Linked DNA regions of Homo sapiens: region 1 is linked to region 2. The links are chromatin contacts, found by Hi-C or POLR2A ChIA-PET in ENCODE. All regions are on one chromosome and are shown on one strand. The core of a region is the stretch at or near the end of the contact, and the rest is flanking DNA. Distances in the headings are between cores, read along the strand shown.

Region 1 (2,700 bases), core at 144-2,643, 250 kb after region 2:
AAAGGGAACAGTGCTTCATGTATGTGTGCTCATGAGTCTCTCCAGCAGTTAAGGGGACAGCAGAGTCCACAGAGCTTGTTTTGAGTGATATGGTGGCTTAAGGATTACTTGTATAGGGGACGTCATTGTTGCCTCACCCCAACCCCCTTTACTGGGGGTAGTGAGTTGAATGGTGGCCCCCCCAAAAGTTATGTCTACATCCCAGAACCTGTGAAACTGACTTTATTTGGAAAAAGGGTCTTTGCAGGATCTGGAGATGAAATCAATTTGGATTATCTGAGTGGGCCCTAAATTTAGTGATGAAGTCCTTATAACAATAGGATAGAGGGAGATTAGACAGAAGAGGAAGAGGCACTGTGAAGATGAAGGCAGGGATTGGAGTGATGCCGCCACAGGGACTGCCAACAGAATCCAGAAGCTAAGAGAGGCAAGGGAAGATTCACCCCTAGGGCCTTTGGAGGGAGCACGGACCTGCCAACACCTTGCTTTTAGACTTGGCCTCCAGAATGGGGAGATAATTAACATCTGTTTTAAACCACCAAGCTTGCAGTAATTTGTTAGGACAGCCTTAGGAAACTAATACACTAAGCAAGTGCATTCATCCCCCAGCTGCAAAGTGCCCTCAGCCACAGGGCACCTGGAAATGCCAGGGGTGGTTATTCCCTCACCATAGGGCTGGCCGGCAGCCTCTGACTGACTTGCTCTCAAAGAGCTGCCAAAGACTGTGTCCTTGCCACAGAGTGGGATCCACATTCCAGAGCTTCCAGTGGCTCTGAGGCTGGAGGTTGGACTCCAGTTCAATGCACATCCTTACTCAGCTCTGCTGCCTGCCTCCTCCTGCTTCCTTCACTCCCTGTGAGGGAGGAAATTGAATCCCCACCTCAGGTTCTGCTTCTAGAGGGTAACAATCTCTATAGATAGTAACAACCTCTACTTACTACTCTTTGTGTAATAGGATGTGAAAACGGACTCTTTTTGTCTTGGTTTCAGCTGAGGTCTCAAAGTTAAGAACGACAATGTAGCTGCTGGACCACCTATGCTACCCGGTCATAGACTGTCCTTGAGCTCATCATCTCTCTCTAGGGTGAAAAATAGGAACTGTGGTAGGTGGAGCTCTCAAGATGCTGTAGCTCCCCCCATCTCAATGGGGAGGAAGTGTGGGGTGTGTCTGTCTCACTTCGGCCTAGTAGGGGAGCTTCAAAAGGACTGCTTGCAGAAGTTGACAAGCATCCACTAGAATTCAAAGAGCAGAGAGATCCATACTAAATTCATACTTGTGAAGTTTATCAGCAAGAGGCTGGGGAAAGGCAAGCTCATCCTGAGTAGCTAAGCGGGGCCAGACATTGGTGGGGGTGGCTTTAAGAACCGGATGCTGTTTCAGAGCTGATTAGGGCAAGGACCATGCCTGTTTTTCATCAGCCAGATTTGGGTTCTTTGAGCGTGGCTGGCTGTGAACTGTTGCGAAAATGCGCTCAATAGGAGTCGGCGAAGGCTTTCAGTCAGGAGTTCTTAACCTTTTTTTTTTGGTGCCATGGACCCATTGAACCCATTCTCAGCATATTGTTTTCATATGTACAAAATAAATTCATAGAATTATAAAATAAACCAATTATATTGAAAGTTATCAAAAAACATTTTAAAATGGTTATATAGTTATATTCACACTTTATTAATTTATTAAGTAATAAGATCTAGTAGCTGTTCTAACAACTACAGTAATCTTGAAGTGGCAGTGAGTATAATGGGATTTCAAAATATCTGCAACAGCTCTACTATGATATGGAAATTAACCATTCTAGTGATAAAATTACACAGAGTATTAATACTATGGTGATCTGTTGCCCATTCCCACCATTGAAGGAATGCTAAAGATTAGCTAAAGGTTTCCAGGACTGGAAACTGTGTAAAAAAAAAATGGAATTTTCCCATCTAAGTTCCCAGAACTCTACCTATGGACCCACAGGTATTCTTGTAGACCTCAGGTTAGGAATCCTGCTGTGGATAAAGAATCAGGTCTAGAAGCTGAGGGGATCACAAAAGGCCATCAGAGGGTCCTGGATGGGGGATTTGAGAGATCTACAAAAGCTCAGAAAGAAAGCCAGGGTTATTCACCATTTCCAGAGGCACAAATGACAGATTGCCACTGTGTCACCTAGGAACACCTTGTCCCTTCAACCCCCCGCCCCCGAACCTCTTTTCCCTTCAGCCACCTCAACCATGGAGGTGACTCTAGACTACAGGTAATAAGTAGGGGTGAAGGTGAATGAAGAAAGGGAGAAGACCCTTTTACCAAACCCATCCTCACCACTAAACCCAAGGCAGGACCAAGCCAGGATGACGAGATGCTTTAGAATCAGACAATCTCTGGAGTTTGTTACACTCCTCTGGACATTTTCTTACCTAAGTGATCAGAGGATTTTTATTTCATGAGAGTGGTGGAAAAAAGATGAAGGAATAGTCCATTATTTCATCCAGGGATGGAGAGAAATGATCTCACCGAGCAGGTTTATAGGGCAGTTGTTAGAAATGGTAAAGCTGCTTTTGTTTGCACCCTTCTTAGTGCAACTTATACAATAAATGAATTACATTTTCAAAGCACTTTAAAGACTTGGTATCATAAATATTCCATTTCCTCCAGGTTAATCTGAGTTAAACATGATTTCAATAAAAGTGACACAATTAATAGGGTGAAAAGGCAAC
Region 2 (2,700 bases), core at 9-2,508:
GAAGACAAGTCTCTTCCATCCTGTCATGTGTGCTCTGGATTACATCCACTGCTGTCAACTCAAAGACTTGTCTTCTTGACCTCATTTACCCTCCCCCAGCTACCACCAGCCTCGCGTCTCTCTTCTCAGCTGACTTTCCGAAACACAGTTGTCTAATTCGTCTTGTCTAATTCCTTACCTTCAGGTTCTCCTTAATCTATTTGCCCTGACTCCCACCCTCAGTGCTCTGTTTAAACTGCTCAGCCAGAACACCAACAAATGGCATATTGCCAAATCCAACAGGAACATTCCCATCCTCATCTGATTCAACCTTTTAGCAGCATTCATTCAAATATCTGTGGGCCAGCAATTGCATGCCATTGTTTGAGACACTAGGAACAGAGAAGTGTTCAAGGAGACAAGTGATAGAAAGCTTCCATTCTGTGGGGAGGAAGGAAGACACTGTTTATAAACAAGTCAATACTTAATTTTAGACAGGGACAAGTGCTATGAGGAATAAAAAGCAGGGTGGGGAGAGAGAAAGTGACAGGTTGGGGAGCAGTGATACAGTGGTCTGGGAAGGTCTCTCTGAGGAAGTAATATACAAGCAGAGCTCTAAATAACGTGAAGTGAACCACGCAAAGATCTGGGTGAAGAGCTTTCTAGACACTGGGAACAGCAAGCATGGTAGCTCTCAGGAGCTTGGCAGGTTCAAGAAACAGCACAAAGGCCAGTTCAATATAAGATGCCAGAGAGGTGGGCAAAAGCCAGCAGACTTAGGACTTGGGAGTCCATTGTAATGATTGTGGATTTAATTCTGAGTGTGATGAGAAACACTATGTCATCGAAGGGCTTTGAACAGAGGAGATATATAACTGGATTTACATTCTGTTAAAAGCTAAACTGACCCATAAGCAGTAGCCATGAGGTGAGAGGTTAATCTAAGAATGTAGTGTCATAGAAGCCAAGAGCAGAGTTTTTCAAGGAGGGAGCAATCAATTCAATCAAATACTGCCTACAGACTTAAGAAGGATGAGACAGAGAAGTGAAACCAGATTTGACAAGACGGTGGCTACTGGTGACCTTTCCAAGAGTATTTTCAGTTGAATATGGGTGAGAAAGCCTAAATGGAGTGAAATAAAGATAGAAAAAGGACAGTGAGACACTGGGTCCTTTCGTGGGGACTTTTAACATTAAGGGATGCAGAGGAAAGGAATGACAGATGGAGGGAGATGTGAGTGAGGTGGACAGATGGGTTTTTTTTGGTTTTGTTTTTAGAGATGGAAGACATTACATGACGCTTCTTTGTTAATGGTAAGTTTCAAACATACTGTGGTATGTGGCTCTCACCTTAAAATGAGTGTTCAGACTGGCTGATCACTCCTTCCTCTCTGAAGCACTTTCCTCTCTTAGCTTTCCACAACGAAACACTCCTCTGATTTTCCTTCTATCTCGTCTGCCCATCTCAGTTTCCCTCACTATCTGTTCCTCTTCCAACACCAGATCTCTAAATGTGGGAATTCCTCAGGGCTCTGTCCTTGGCACTCTTCTCTATATCTAGTTAATCTGATCAGAGAGATGACTGTAAATATAAATGCCATGCTAGCAATTCCCACAGTTGCTTTGCTTGATCAGACCTCTTTTCTGAGTTCCAGATTCTCAACTGCCTATTTGCCACCTCCACTTTAAATTTCATAGGCAACACAAGCTTTCTGTGTTTAAAACCTTTCCCTCACCATTCAGTAGCTAGTACTCCAACCCACCCTGTTGCTCAAGTAAGAAATGTGGAAACCCCCTTGATTTCTTCCTCACACTTATCTTCTATATCTAGCACAGCTGCAAATAATATATTTTGGAGATATATCTAAAACTTCAAATCTGTCTGCCTTTTTTTTTTTTTTTTTTTGCATTTTTTTTATTGCCACCAGTGTAGTCCCAACCTCCATCCTCTCTCACCTGGATCACAGTAAGCCTCTGCCCCTGCCAATCCATTCTCCACAAAGCAGAGTGATCTCTAGGAAAGCAACTCAGGTTGTGTCCCACTCTTAGGTAAAACCCTCCAACAGTTTCTCATGCCTCAGAATGAAATCTAATCTCCTTATCCTGGACTCTAACAACCCCCTCGATTTAGCCCCTACCTGCCCTATCTCTTGCACTCTTTCCTTGCTCACTCAATTTCAGCCACTGGTGTCCTTCCATGCTTTCATTCATTCATCCTCAGGCCTTTGAGCATGTTATTCCTTCTGCTTTACACAGCCTCTCTCTGTTCTTTGCCTGGTTATCTCCTACTTGTCTGGTTCTCTGTGTGTCACTTTTCCCACACAGGTCTTCTCTGACTTCCTAATACTAAATTAGGATCATAAGTCTCAGTTTCCTCATTTCTGAAATAAGTTATTCTGCGTATTAAATGAGATCTTTCATGTAAAGTTGTTGGCACAGTAACTAGCACACAGTGTGTACTTCATTTTAGCTGTTACGGCCAGGCACAGTGGCTCACGCCTGCAATCCCAGCACTTTGGGAAGCCGAGGTGGGCAGATCATGAGGTCAAGAATTCGAGACCAGCTTGGCCAACATGGTGAAACCCCATCTCTACTAAAAATACAAAAAAAATTAGCCAGGTGTGGTGGCACATGCCTGTAATCTCAGCTACTTAGGAGGCTGAGGCAGGAGAATCGCTTGAACCTGGGGGGCAGAGGTTGTAGTGAGCCGAGATTGCGCCA

Evidence for each region. A loop is a pair of places that touch in the nucleus more often than their neighbours do. ChIA-PET counts read pairs that join two places held with the same protein, here RNA polymerase II (POLR2A). Pooled maps may share reads with other maps.
Region 1: a pooled map shows a loop between it and region 2 (2.0-fold over the local background). The contact joins two enhancer-like sites. A Hi-C loop is called at or near these places in 1 of 50 pooled maps. POLR2A ChIA-PET finds 5 or more read pairs at or near these places in 2 of 52 experiments (OCI-LY7 and T-cell).

The regions. Positions count from the first base shown.
Region 1 is chr20:2,728,009-2,730,708 of GRCh38, reverse strand. All of the region lies in intron 6 of EBF4 (EBF family member 4), which reads right to left. Among named protein-coding and RNA genes, the nearest start is that of EBF4, 37 kb to the right of the region's middle. Within about 2 kb of position 1,393, at least 3 of the 41 ENCODE cell types and tissues checked have a DNase peak (open chromatin) inside an H3K27ac peak, as active enhancers do.
Region 2 is chr20:2,982,754-2,985,453 of GRCh38, reverse strand. All of the region lies in intron 6 of PTPRA (protein tyrosine phosphatase receptor type A), which reads right to left. Among named protein-coding and RNA genes, the nearest start is that of GNRH2, 60 kb to the left of the region's middle. Within about 2 kb of position 1,258, at least 4 of the 41 ENCODE cell types and tissues checked have a DNase peak (open chromatin) inside an H3K27ac peak, as active enhancers do.